2 separate regions of the Mus musculus genome follow, and region 1 is linked to region 2. The links are chromatin loops, found by intact Hi-C in ENCODE. Cell type or tissue: heart. All regions are shown on one strand. Each heading gives the region's core, and the rest is flanking DNA. Links, peaks and the distances in the headings are about the cores only.

What was found. Hi-C counts contacts between places; a loop is a spot of excess contacts. Peaks named below come from ENCODE experiments on the same cell type or tissue, not always from the same donor. Only the 100,000 strongest peaks of a DNase experiment are listed, where the experiment ranks them.
Region 1: a loop joins it to region 2, with 9 times the contacts of the local background. A loop is called at or near these places in 14 of 42 quality-filtered maps.

The regions. Positions count from the first base shown.
Region 1 is chr4:124,847,678-124,852,677 of GRCm38, reverse strand. Mtf1 (metal response element binding transcription factor 1) reads right to left here. Exons shown (of 11, transcript NM_008636.4): 11 at 2,878-5,000. It overlaps 1110065P20Rik (RIKEN cDNA 1110065P20 gene), which reads left to right and starts at 2,114. Exons shown (of 3, transcript NM_001347196.1): 1 at 2,114-2,156; 2 at 2,245-2,446; 3 at 2,716-3,193. The coding sequence starts at 2,122. The coding sequence ends at 2,811. It overlaps Yrdc (yrdC domain containing (E.coli)), which reads right to left and starts at 1,919. Exons shown (of 5, transcript NM_153566.2): 1 at 1,512-1,919; 2 at 871-985; 3 at 659-778. The coding sequence starts at 1,903. In heart, for the core only: a CTCF peak has its summit at 2,231; DNase peaks (open chromatin) are centred at 1,387, 1,927, 2,827 and 4,847; H3K4me3 peaks cover 2,771 bases; H3K27ac peaks cover 2,406 bases.
Region 2 is chr4:124,711,333-124,718,972 of GRCm38, reverse strand. It overlaps Sf3a3 (splicing factor 3a, subunit 3), which reads right to left and starts at 4,112. Exons shown (of 17, transcript NM_029157.3): 1 at 3,983-4,112; 2 at 3,657-3,704; 3 at 3,269-3,321; 4 at 3,058-3,163; 5 at 2,450-2,522; 6 at 554-645. The coding sequence starts at 4,078. It also overlaps the pseudogene Gm12917. In heart, for the core only: a CTCF peak has its summit at 4,295 (motif pointing left); a DNase peak (open chromatin) is centred at 4,202; H3K4me3 peaks cover 1,656 bases; H3K27ac peaks cover 1,309 bases.

The DNA of each region.
Region 1 (5,000 bases), core at 1-5,000, 130 kb before region 2:
GAGTGCTGGGATTAAAGATGCTCACCACCACTCCGACATCTTTTCTATTATCATCGATACAAAAAACCACACCTGCTCTCCCTTGGCCTATCAAGATAAAACAATTCCAACACTTTCTAAAGAAAAATAAGTAAAGCTCCCAGGGGCAAAGAGATGGCTCGGCAGTCAAGAGCATTGACTGCTCTTGTAGAGGACCAAGGTTCAATTCCCAGCACCTACACAGCAGCTCATAACTGTCTACAACTCCATGGTCGGGAGATCTGACACCATCACCAACTCCATGGTCGGGAGATCTGACACCATCACCTAGACACACACACACACACACACACACACACACACACACACACACACGCGCGCGCGCGCAAAACAGCAATGTACATAAAATAAAAATAAATCATTAAAAAAAAGTAAGTGTCCCTAAATAACTAAGGCTGACTGAGATTTTCTTACCCTAGCCTCCTTGTCCTGGCCTTACAAGTACACCACCTGCCCCCTTCCAAGATTCATTCGGATACCCTCCTCTAACCAACACCAAATGGGTAACCTTCTCACCCATGCACCAAAGGCCCAAATTTCTGCCAGGCAATCCCATTACAGTGTTAGCCTTGTTGATTTTAAGGAAACAGCAGTTTAACCTGCTGGGGCCAATTCTCACCTCAACACTCAGAGAACTGGCCTGGGAGCTGAGGTTGGCACTAGTGAGTGCAAGTGGTCCCCCAAACATCTGGGCCAAGTCCAGCATGAAGGCATGGTCAGGAATCCGGATGCCAACAAGCTGGGAAGCAAGAAAAGAGAACGTGAGGAAGACATCGAGGGCTTGCAAGCGTCTGATTTAGATCGCAGGAAAAGGGAAAACTCTTGACTCACACGAGTAAAGGGGTTCAGGTCTTTGTTGAGCTCCTCGGAGCGCTCCATCACCAGGGTCACAGGGCCTGGGAACAGGTCTTCCAGGAGCTCCCTAGGTACTCTCACCTGACAGTACCTGCAGGCAAAGGAGCACAAATCCTCTCCAAATCACCCTGATGGACCTTTCCTGGGGACTTAAGGCAGATGCTGGAGAGGGGTCCCCTTCGCGTGTATAATGAACGAGATCTACCTGACTCTCTACTCCCTCTTCCTCGGAGTTCTGGCAGAAGACAGACTCCACAGAGTACCCTGGGCTTTAAGTCTATCCGCCTGTCTTGGGGGACAAAACCACAGCGCCGTGGCACGTGGATACAATCTCAATCCGTTTAATCATCTGGAAGGCGTTACCCCGAAACGGGCCTCCCCTCCGCCCATCACAAGGGCACCGGGAGAAGAGTGCCATGCTCGCCTAACTCAGCTTCTCGACCGACTGTCTAGAGCGGATCTTGGCGAGCCGTCAGCGCTCCCGACCAATCTCCAGTTCCGGATTCCTCCTCGGGGAGCAAGGACAAGCCCCTCCCGCGCTCGGCGGACGCCGCGGTCTCCCGAGGCTGTCACCGGAAACCCCTCCCGCGGGGCCGCCCCCAGCGGGGCCGCCTCACCTGTAGACGTCGGCCACGCGGCCCAGGCACACGGCCAGCGGCTTGGCCTCGCTGCGGCCTTTGAGGCGGTACACGCAACTCAGGGCCGCCGAGCTGCTCGCCGAGCAGGCCAGGCCGTAGAGCGTGTCGGTCGGGACCGCCACCACGGCGCCGGCGCGCAGCTCGGCCACGGCGGCCCGCAGCGCCTCGGTCCAGCCGGAGCGCTCGGGGCTCGCGGCTTCCACGGGCTCGCTCTCCGGAAGCCGCAGCAGCCGGGCCCCCGGCAGCGCCGGAGCGGGCTCAGGAGGGCGTAGGAGGCGGCAGCCGCGGCCAGAACTAGCCGGCCCGTCGCTCAACCCCATGCCGGCCGCCACGGCGGCCCTCAGCCCCGCGCACGGACGCGCCGTAGACATCCGTGCCGAGCCGCTTCCGGGAGGAAGTGACGCACGGACGCAACTTCCGGCCCGCGAGGCTCGGCCCCGCCTCCGCTCCCGGCCGCTTAAAGGGACCGCGACCCCCAGGCGACTTGAAGGAGAACGGTGGGGACGGGGCGGGGCTCGGCTTAGCGGACTCCTCGCGCGGCGCGGGGGGCGGACTGCGGAGGGGTGGTGAGCGGGTGGCACGGGCGGCGATGGAGTGGGGTCCCGGCGCAGGCTGGTCACGGGGGTGAGAGCGGGCCGGCGGGGCGGTGGGTTGGGGCCGCGACCTCGCGCCGCCTAGCGCCGGGCCCTGACGCCGTCTCTCTCCCGGGCAGGGAGGCTGCCGGCGTGGACCGTGGGAAGGCGGGGTTGGGGCTCGGCGGGAGGCCACCCCCGCAGCCGCCCCGAGATGAACGCGCCCAGCAGCTGCTGGACGCCGTGGAGCAGCGGCAGCGGCAGCTTCTGGACACCATCGCCGCCTGTGAGGAGATGCTGCGGCAGCTGGGCCGCCGGCGCCCAGAACCGGCTGGTGGCGGGGTCAGTGCCCAGTGCCCTCTCCGGGCTGGACCTGGGGAGGTGGGCGCTTCCCACTCACTGCACTGGTCTAGCTCGCGCTCCCCACCCCCACCCCGCTCCAAAGGAGGCAGGTGGAAGAGCATCCCCACCGCTTAACTTCCTTTGATCTGAGCGAGGTTTTGAAAAAGCATGGTACTGTCGAGATGCCAAGTGGCCTTATTCTTGTGGGGCCTAACTTAAGGCCTTTCCTCCGGGCTCATCCCCCCTCCCCCCTTTTCTGTTCCAACTAGAACGGTTCAGCCAAGTCTGGAGCGCCGCCCCAGCCATCTGTATCGGCCAGAGGTGGCCTTCCAAAGGATGCTGGCGATGGAGCCTCGGAGTCTTGATCATACCCTAGCCGGGCACCCTGACTTCTGTCCCTTTCCAGGGCCAGTGGCTGGACTGTGACCAACTCCCTTCACTAAAAGGGGCCAGTCTTCACGGGCAGTTGCTGGTACTTGGCCCTCAGCCTGGGATGGCAACTCTACTAGCAGCTGGGTTCACTCCCACGTCGTCCTGGCTGAAGGCAGTACTGTGCTTTGAAATGGAGCCAACAAACATCCAGTCTTGAGTACTCGGATTCAGGAAGCCAGCAGTGCTGGCCAGAGTGGTCTGGCCTGCTTTGGGGGTTCCAGGTGGTATTACATGTTCATTTCATGCTTTGGGGGCTCTCAGCCCCACAAAACACTTGAGCAGAGTCTTGATTAAAAGGAAATCTGCAGACCCTGGTGACTGACCTTTCTTTTCTGTCCCTCCAAGACTTGATGGCTGGGAGTGGGAAGAGAGTGTCAACCAGGGACAGGGATGGGAAGTAATGCCACATGTACTACCAGATTTAAATAAGCATTTAATTAAGATTTCATTAGTATTTAATATTGCTTTTTCAATTCCAAAAAGTTAAATTTTCACTTCATAGCAGATATTTTAAAGTACAATATTAAGTTTATACAAAATGAGCAATTAAGCAAACACTATTATTTCACATTCTTCAAAAATACAAATTCGTATTTATTCTTTTTAGGGGTTGGAGGTTTCTTCCTTTGGAAGTACTGAACCTGTAACGTTTTCATATCGCTCAGTGGAAGTCCGTTGTTCCCATGTTTTACATTTAAAATAAACTTGGTACTTTTACATAATTCAAATAAAACTATTTGGGACTTAAAAACTTGTCACCAAGACCACTGGCCAATGATTAGTTTGTGTTAGAAAAGAGTTTGTGGCCTTTTCTGGCTAGATCTGAGCCAGGCAACCAGAAAAGCCCGTTTTCCAGCCACCTTCCCCAAACTGCAACAGGGAATTCCCAGGAAAAGGGACTAGCTACCTGGGACTCCAACCTCAGTGACATTTTCTCCAAAGCACAACCAAAGATGCAGGCTGTTGACTCACACAGCCCTTGGGAAGCCTGAGAACACCCGCGGCAAGGGCGGGCAAGCCCCTGACTTGGCACCTCGAGGGACACGGGGATACTACAATAAACACCCCAGATTTTGGTGGAAAAAAGTTTTATGAAAACATTACCTGTTTAAAAAAAAAAAAAGTAGAAATTGCATTGAATTGAGAAAGTGACATGACATTATCACCTATTTTTGTCCCAGTGAGCCACCACCAAGGAGCAGTGTATGGTTTTTACACGCCAGTTCTAGAAAAAGGTTGTACTATAATATAATTTGACAGATCCAATTAAACTTGCATTTTCAACGCAGACTGAGAAGCCCTCAAGCCGCCAGAACAGTGAGAGATGCCTGGGCTAATGACCAACCTCCCCAAGAGCAGGGGCATAAGAAACAAGATCCAAGAATATGCAAGAAACAGACCAATCAGAAATATGTATGATCCAGTTTTATGGCTCATCCCCTTCTGCCTCAGAGGAGAGATGGACAATTTCCCATCTGTGTCACAGCACAACCACTTGCAAACTTCATCTGTGAAAATCTTGCACTGGCTGGAGTATATTTAAAATGCCTCTACAGTTGGGAATTTAAGAGTAAGTGGGAGCCGGTGAGGGAGGTCATTAACGGCTTCCTAAATGGATTTGATGAAGCGTGGAAGTCATTCTGCTTTTGAGCCAACAGAGGTGGTGCAGAGAGCCTTCCGACATATTTCTGATTGGGGCTGTGAAAAAGCTGTAAATTCGCGACAGTAGTGCACTTCCACACACCAACAGTCTCAGTGACACTGGAGACGCTTCCCTTCAATGGATGTGTTTACAAATATGAAAGTCTAAAGGTGCCAGGTTTCTACCTAGGAACAACCGACCCTTCCTTTCAGGAATCATTTTGTTCTGGGGAAGAGGGGAAAGAGCAGGGGACGGCGGAGAAGCAGTTGAAAAGGGGCCTCAACAGTCAGAAGAAAACAGCTGCAGCAGTTCCTTGGAGGGCCTGAGGGGGGCGCCCCGGACACACAGGAAGGCTTGCATAGATTGAGCAGCTGCTGAGATGCTGATAGTGGTTCCCTGTGGCCAGCTTCAGCACAGGGCTGATGGAGCAGAAGGCCAGGCCAGGGCCACGTGGGATAGCGACTGTCAAGCTACGCATAT
Region 2 (7,640 bases), core at 1,256-6,255:
CAACATCAGGGTGCAGAGCCCAGGGGTAAGGGGGCACGTGGCTAGGCGTACGCTTACCAGGCTGGAGGCTCAATCACCTGATGCTGCTGTGCCCAGGTGCCTACAACCACCCTGAGGGGCTATAGGACTGCCCAGATAGTTTATTTTTACAAAAGTAATTTTGTTGTATGAACAAATTAATAAACAAAATAATAGGCTTGCTATATTAACTGTAAGACTCTGACTTTCTTTTTTTTTCTTTTTCTTCTGTTTTCTTTTTTTCTTCTTCCCCCTTCCCTTTCTTCCACTTGCTCCAGTCCCCGTTCGCTCTTGGCCCCACTCGCTCTGGTCCATAGGTTCTTTATTATTTGTTTCTCATTACGGATGGTTGTGAGTCACCACTGAGCCATCTTACTAGCCCCGACCCTGACTTTCTTTATAAATAGTGTTTAATCCATGAAATAGAGTTATTTACTTAATATCTACATAAGTTACTTGGGGGTGGGGGACTCCCTACTTGCTTTATCTTGACTTAGTCCCAAGAATGAGACTCTCTCCACTCTCCAGGCCTTACCTCAGATGCCTTCAGGTTAATGTATTTGAGGTAGCAGTCATGGAGATCAAGGTAGCGACCATATCCCTCTTCATCTGTGAACTCCACCAAGTCTGAAGGAATCACACATGTCAATGATTCAGATGTTATAGGCTACTTTCTTGAACTTGCTCTTTCAAATGCACTATCTTTTAGAAGTTCTACGAGGTAGCCCGTCACTTAATGTCCTCTCTGCTCTCATCAAATGACAGAGGTAGGTTTTCACTTTAAGCTTAGAGAACACAAAGAAGCATTTTGTGCAAGATCATCAGGGTGTCAATATAGTGTAGGAACCCAGCTACCAATTCCTGAGGTCCTAGAAGGTGGGGATTACAGAGGGTTTCAGGTAGTTTACATTGGCCGCAGACTCATCTGCCTGCTTCTACCTACGTGCTGGGAATACAGGCATGTGTCATCGAAAAAACAGAGTTCAGGGCCAGTATGAAATACATAGTATGTCCCTGACCAAAAAAAAAAAAAGAAAAGAAAAGCCAGCTAGATCATTCTCAGGCCTGAGGTCATACCCCAAAACCCAGGTAAAAGTAGGAGAGAACTAATTTCATAAAGTTGTCCCTGACACACATGCCCCTACGCATACGCCTTTGTATGCACACCACACATACACAATTAAACAAACAAACTAATAAACAGACTAACCAGGATTATTAGCACATATCTCTGTGAGTCTGAGGCCAGCCTGGTCCAAACAGGTTTCAAGATAGCCAGTACTACATGGAGAGATCCCTTTTTTTCTTTCTTTCTTTTTAAAAAAAGATTTACTTATCTTTATATGAGCATACTGTAGCCACCATGTGGTTGCTGGGAATTGAACTCAGGACCTCTGGAAGAGCAGTCAGTGCTCTTAACCACTGAGCCAACTCTCCAGCCCTGAGATCCCATCTTTTAGAAAGAAAGAAAGAAAGAACGAAAGAACAAAAGAAAAGAAGAGAAGAGAAGAGAAGAGGAGAGGAAAAGGAAAGGAAAAGGAAAGAAAAAAAAAAGAAAAGAAAAGAAAAGAAAAGAAAAGAAGAGAGAAAGCAAACTGGGCAGTGGTACACACTTTTAACGCCTTTAATTCTTGCACTAGAGAGGCAGAGGCAGGCCATCTCTGAATTCGAGGCCAACCTGATCTATAGAGTGAGTTCCAGGGCTATACAGAGACACCTTGTCACATCAAAACAAACAACAAAACAAAAAAATGGGGCTGGAGAGATAGCTCAATGGTTAGGAGCAATGAGTGGCCTTCATTAGGACCTGGGATCAATTCTTAGCACCCACATGGCAGTTCACAACTGTCTGTAACTCCACTCAGAGATCTGACATCCTCAAACACAGATACATGTAGGCAAAACACCAATGCAGATACAAATAAACAAATTAAAAAAAAAAAAAAAGATGTTAACTCACCATACAATTAAAAAAATAAAAGGTCTGGCATTTATTTAACTCAGAGAACTACTGAGAGCTGAGATTAAATGTATACTCCACCACAATCAGCCTTTATTTATTTGTTTTTAGAGACACGACGTTCTAGGACCTAGAGAAGTGGCTCAGCATTTAGAAATACTGGCTGCTCTTGCACAGCACCTGAGTTTGAGTCCCAGTCCCTACACGGTAGCTCAAAACCATTTGTAACTCCAGTCGGAGTGGATCCAATTCCCTCTCCTGGCTTCCTGAGGCCATCACACACACACACACACACACACACACACACACACACACACGGTATACAAACATATATGCAGGCAAATTACCCACACAGACAAAATAAAAACAGATTGAAAAACAAAACAAAACAAAAAAAACCAAGCCATAGGTCCTAGCTCTATAGCTGAGAATGGCCTGAAGCCCCAGGAAGAAACAGTAACCATTACTTACTTTGTGCCTCTTCACTTGGATTCTCTCGAGCCTTCAGCAGCTCCTCAAATTCCACTGACATTGGCACACAGATCTGAGGGAAGGAGAAGAGTTCAGGTGGGCCTGGCGATGTCTCAGGCACACACAGGCCTGGGCTTCTAAGACTTGCTTTGGCTTTGACCTTGAGTGTACAGAGCTGCCTACTTAGTGTTCTCCACTTCCCTTGCTGCATAGCCGGGCAGACATTGATTGGCACAAAACACAGCATGCTAAGGAAGGGCTCCTTTGGAGGAGGCAGTCCAAGAGATATTTTACGAAAAAGCTGGCATTGGACATGAATCCTGAAGGGGTAACGACCTCTGCAAGTGAACAGAGCACCACTGTGTTGGTAGATTTCAGGGCAGAGCTAGGTGCACAGTATATTGAGTAGGAGACATTCTTGTGAAGCAGCCCTAGTGCTTCACCGTGTTCTCTTACTGCAGAGGGATGCCAAGAGGATGTCACTTAACATGCAGTGAAGTGGCACGTTCTTTCTTGGAGTGACATCTACATGGCATAGCTCCATTTCCTTTGCATCTTTCCCTTTTGTTAACGGCCAGGTCTAAGGACACTAAGTTGGGAGGCCTTACCTCATTTGGGTGCTTCCGATGGAATTCCTTTATCTGCTTGAGTCTGTTATAGAATTCAGCGAACTCGTTGGGTCCTGAGATAGCATTGAGCTCCTCCTTCCGCAGTCTGCAAGATATCAACAAACCCGAAGAGCATAAAGCACACAGCCCATGGTCTCACCAGGGCTCCTCAAAAGCACTAATTGTTAGAAGGGATGTGACCGTCACTTACCCGTCCTTATCATCATACAAATCCCTCAGGTTCCCACTGACCTCCATGTACCTCTGAAACAGAAGCGCAAAGCCATCAGAATGAAGCAAATTTGTACCACAGGGCTAAGTAAACAAGAAAGGATGTCTTGGCAAAACCCAAGGAAAACTCATGAGATACATGGTCTTCAAAGTTCCACCACTTTTAAGAGACAGCTTGATCCCGAGGTGGTTGCATACACTTTTAATCCCAGCACTTGGGAGGCAGAGATAGGACATCTGATTAGGTACCCTAGAGGGGCTTGTCTAAGAACTCAGGGGTAGAAATCACGCAGGGCCACTCAACCTTCCCAGCCTGCACTTTTCCCGCCCAGCCCGACCCCAGGGGAAGCGGACGGCGGCGCACTCACATCTTGCATGGCCCGAGTGCGGTGATCGGAATTGATCTGGTCCCGAAGCTGCAGAAAGGCAAACGGTAACACATACGTTGTTACTTTGAGTTTAGCAGTTGGAAAGAGCACCCGAGGGGTGATGCGCTTATTGGTTTAGGTCCCAGGGGCTGAAGCAGGAAGATTGAGGGGCCCTCGGAGGACGTTAACGAGGCCAGAGTGCCGAGCCAGCTTAGGAGGAGGGTGAGGATGGGGCGCAGAGAAGCTCCGAGGCCAAATACAGCGCGAGGGCTCGGCAAAGGACCCAGGCCCGCCTCCTGATGCGGCCCGGACCACGGCTCACTCACCGTGGACTTCTTCGTAAGCATCTCTTTGGCCATAACATCCATAAGCCGTTCCTTCTCCTCATGATAGCGCCGTTGCTGCTCTAAAATTGTCTCCATTTTCCCTTGGCCACGGCGTTTCAAGGCGGACCACTAACACTGCCGGAAACACCGCCTGCCGCCTTTCAGCCAGCGTCTCAGCGCGCAGCATCCGGCTGCACCAAAGTTCCGCGTGTCCCGGAAGTGTCTTGGGGGACTCAAGAAAAAAGGAACACCACGAAGAGAGCAAGCGGGTGCTATCCGCGACCGTGGCTACGCTTCCCCCTGCTGGCTGGGGGTCTGAAGGAGCGCTGCCTCCGCGTTGAAAGCTGGCTGTCTCTAAGAAGCCTGCAAGAATCCTGTAGGCTGAGGTTGAGAGACAGCTGGCTTGCCCGGGGCTTGCTGCAGAAAGCTGGGCCGGCAGGGACACACTAGCAGGAACGGATAAGTTGAAGGATACAGAACGGAAAGGGGAACTGGAAGCAGCAGTAGTTTTCAGTGTGTGACCTCTGGTGATGTTTTCCCCTTGTCTGGACTTTAGTGTGTTTGTCAGTAAAGTGGAGATGGTGGTGGGTTTGTTCTTAATAAAACTCATACATATTTGAACACAACCTTTGTTTATTGGCAGAGGAGTCTTTAAGAAAAACGTGGTACACTCAAGCAATGATATGCTTGCTGTTCAGCACAGGTTAACTTCTGATTCTCTGTAATTCTTTTTTTTTTAAAAGATTTATTTATTTATTATATGTAAAGTACACTGTAGCTGTCTTCAGACACACCAGAAGAGGGCATCGGATCTCATTACGGGTGGTTGTGAGCCACCATGTGGTTGCTGGGATTTGAACTTCCGACCTTCAGAAGAGCAGTCGGGTGCTCTTACCCACTGAGCCATCTCACCAGCCCCAATTCCATGTAATTCTTTATTTTTCTGCTTTTCGCCTACCACTTGCTGGAATTACAGGTATGAGCCACCACACCTAGCCACTGTATGGCTTAGAAAATGAAATCTAGACTGCCTTTCCTTAAAAGAGGAGGAAGAGGAAGAAGCAGAGGCAGAAGAGGCAGAAGGTGGAGGCAAACAGATCTTTGTGAGTTCTAGGCCAGTTTGGTCTACATAGTGAGTTCCAGGACAGCCAGGGCTGCATAGAGATCCAGTCTCATGAAACCAAACCAAACGAAACATAAACAAACAAACAAACAAACAAACAGAGTAGGGGCAGAGAGTGAATCAGTATAGAGAGCTGGGATTACAAGTGTGTGACAGTGCATGCACCAGGAAAGAGGCATCGGCGCAATGCAAAGTGGCTCACACCCGTGATCCTAGCGCTTAGGAGATGGAGGCAAGAGGAGAACAAGTTCAAGTTCAGCCTGAGCTATGTGATAAGACTCTATCTCAAAACAACAAACAAACAAAACACATACAAACATACACATACACACATACATATATACATACACATACAATACATACACACACATTCACACACACATACACACACATACATATATACACACACATGCACACATACATATACACATATATACACACACACATATATATATACACACACATACACACACATACATATATACACACACATATTCACACACACATTCACACACACATATACACACATACACACACATACATATATACACACACACATATATACACACACATTCACACAAACATACATACACATACACTTACACACACACACACACACACACACACACTCCAAGGCACTGGGTTTCAGCATCAACACAAGGGACTCTGGCCAGGTGGTCGTGGTGCACGCCTTTAATCCCAGCAGTGAGTTCCAGGACAGCCAGGGATATACAGAGAAACCCTGTCTCAAAAAACCAAAAAACAAAAAAGAAAAGAAAAAAGAAAAGGGACTCTACTCCATTCCTACTCTAGGCAGAGAAGGGAAAACACCGACCCTGTGTTCCTGTTATTCACAATTCACAAAATCTCTATATAACCCAAGGGCCCATTAGTTGGGACTGGAGAGCTGGCTCAGCAGTGAGGAGCGTTTGCTGCTCTTCCAGAGGATCTGAATCCAGTTCCCAGCATGCAAGTCGGTGGCTCACAGCCACTTGTATCTCCAGATCCAAGGGATGAACAGCCCCGCCCTCACCCCACGCTGCTCACGCTATCCACTTTTACATACATACACACCCAATGCATGGGTGAATGGATAACCATGTTGTCAGACAATACTGTTCAGCAGTGAGGGAATGCTATACGGACCCATGAGAGCATCATACTCCATAAAGAAGGAAGGGACTGGTGTAATGGCTTAGTGGCTAAGAATATCTGGTTCTCAGCACTCACATGTCACCTTACCATGATCCATGACTCCAGTTCCTGGGGACCTGATGCCTTCTTCTGACCTCCATAGGAACCAAGCATCACATGGTGCACATCCATATACACAGGTAAAACAGTCACACACATAAACATAAGTCTTTAAGAAAAACAAAATAGGGCTGGAGAGATGGCTCAGCAGGTAAGAGCACTTGACAGCTCTTCCAAAGGCCCTAAGTTCAAATCCCAGCAACCACATGGTGGCTCACAACCATCCATAATGAGATCTGATGCCCTCCTCTGGTGTGTCTGAAGACAGCTACAGTGTACTTACATATAATAAATAAATAAATCTTAAAAAAAAATAACTCGGGCTGGTGAGATGGCTCAGTGGGTAAGAGCACCCGACTGCTCTTCCGAAGGTCCAAAGTTCAAATCCCAGCAACCACATGGTGGCTCACAACCATCCGTAATGAGATCTAACGCCCTCTTCTGGAGTGTCTGAAGACAGCTACAGTGTACTTACATAGAATAAAAATAAATAAATCTTAAAAAAAAATAATAACTCTTGCCGGGCGTGGTGGCGCACGCCTTTAATCCCAGCACTCGGGAGGCAGAGGCAGGCGGATTTCTGAGTTCGAGGCCAGCCTGGTCTACAAAGTGAGTGCCAGGACAGCCAGGGCTACACAGAGAAACCCTGTCTTGAAAAACAAAAAAAAAACCAAAAACCAAAAAAAAAAAAAAAACTCTTACCCTATTACACTCTTGCCTCTTGCCCCCTTACTCCCAATTCCCTTCCCCCCTCTCTCCACATGGCCATGGCCCGCCCCCATTTCTCTGCTCTCTCCTTCTATCTGCCTTTCTCTGCCTCTGCTACCCTCTTAACTCCCCTCCCTTAAATAAACTCTATTCTATACTAAAAAAAAAAAAGAAAAAAGAAAAGCAAAATAAAGATTGCATAAAATATTTAAAATGAAAGAGAGAAGGCATGAGGTGGACATGACTGTCCACTTGAGTGACTGAGACAAGAAGGTAAGTGTGAGACCAGCCAGACCAGCACATAGAGACTCCATCACGAAGGATCAAAACCAACAATCAAAAAGTGGTTGTTTGGCCTGGAGAGATGGCTCAACAGTTAAGAGCACTGACTGTTCTTCCAGAGGTCCTGACTTCAATTCCCAGCAACCACATGGTGGCTCACAACCATCTGTACAGCTTTAGTGTACTCATATACATTAAATAAATAATTAAATCTTTTTTAAAAAAGCGTTTGTTCAGAGGAAATATTGGGATGAAGGGGAAAATGAGAGCGTGATTGCTTGTGGTAAGAGA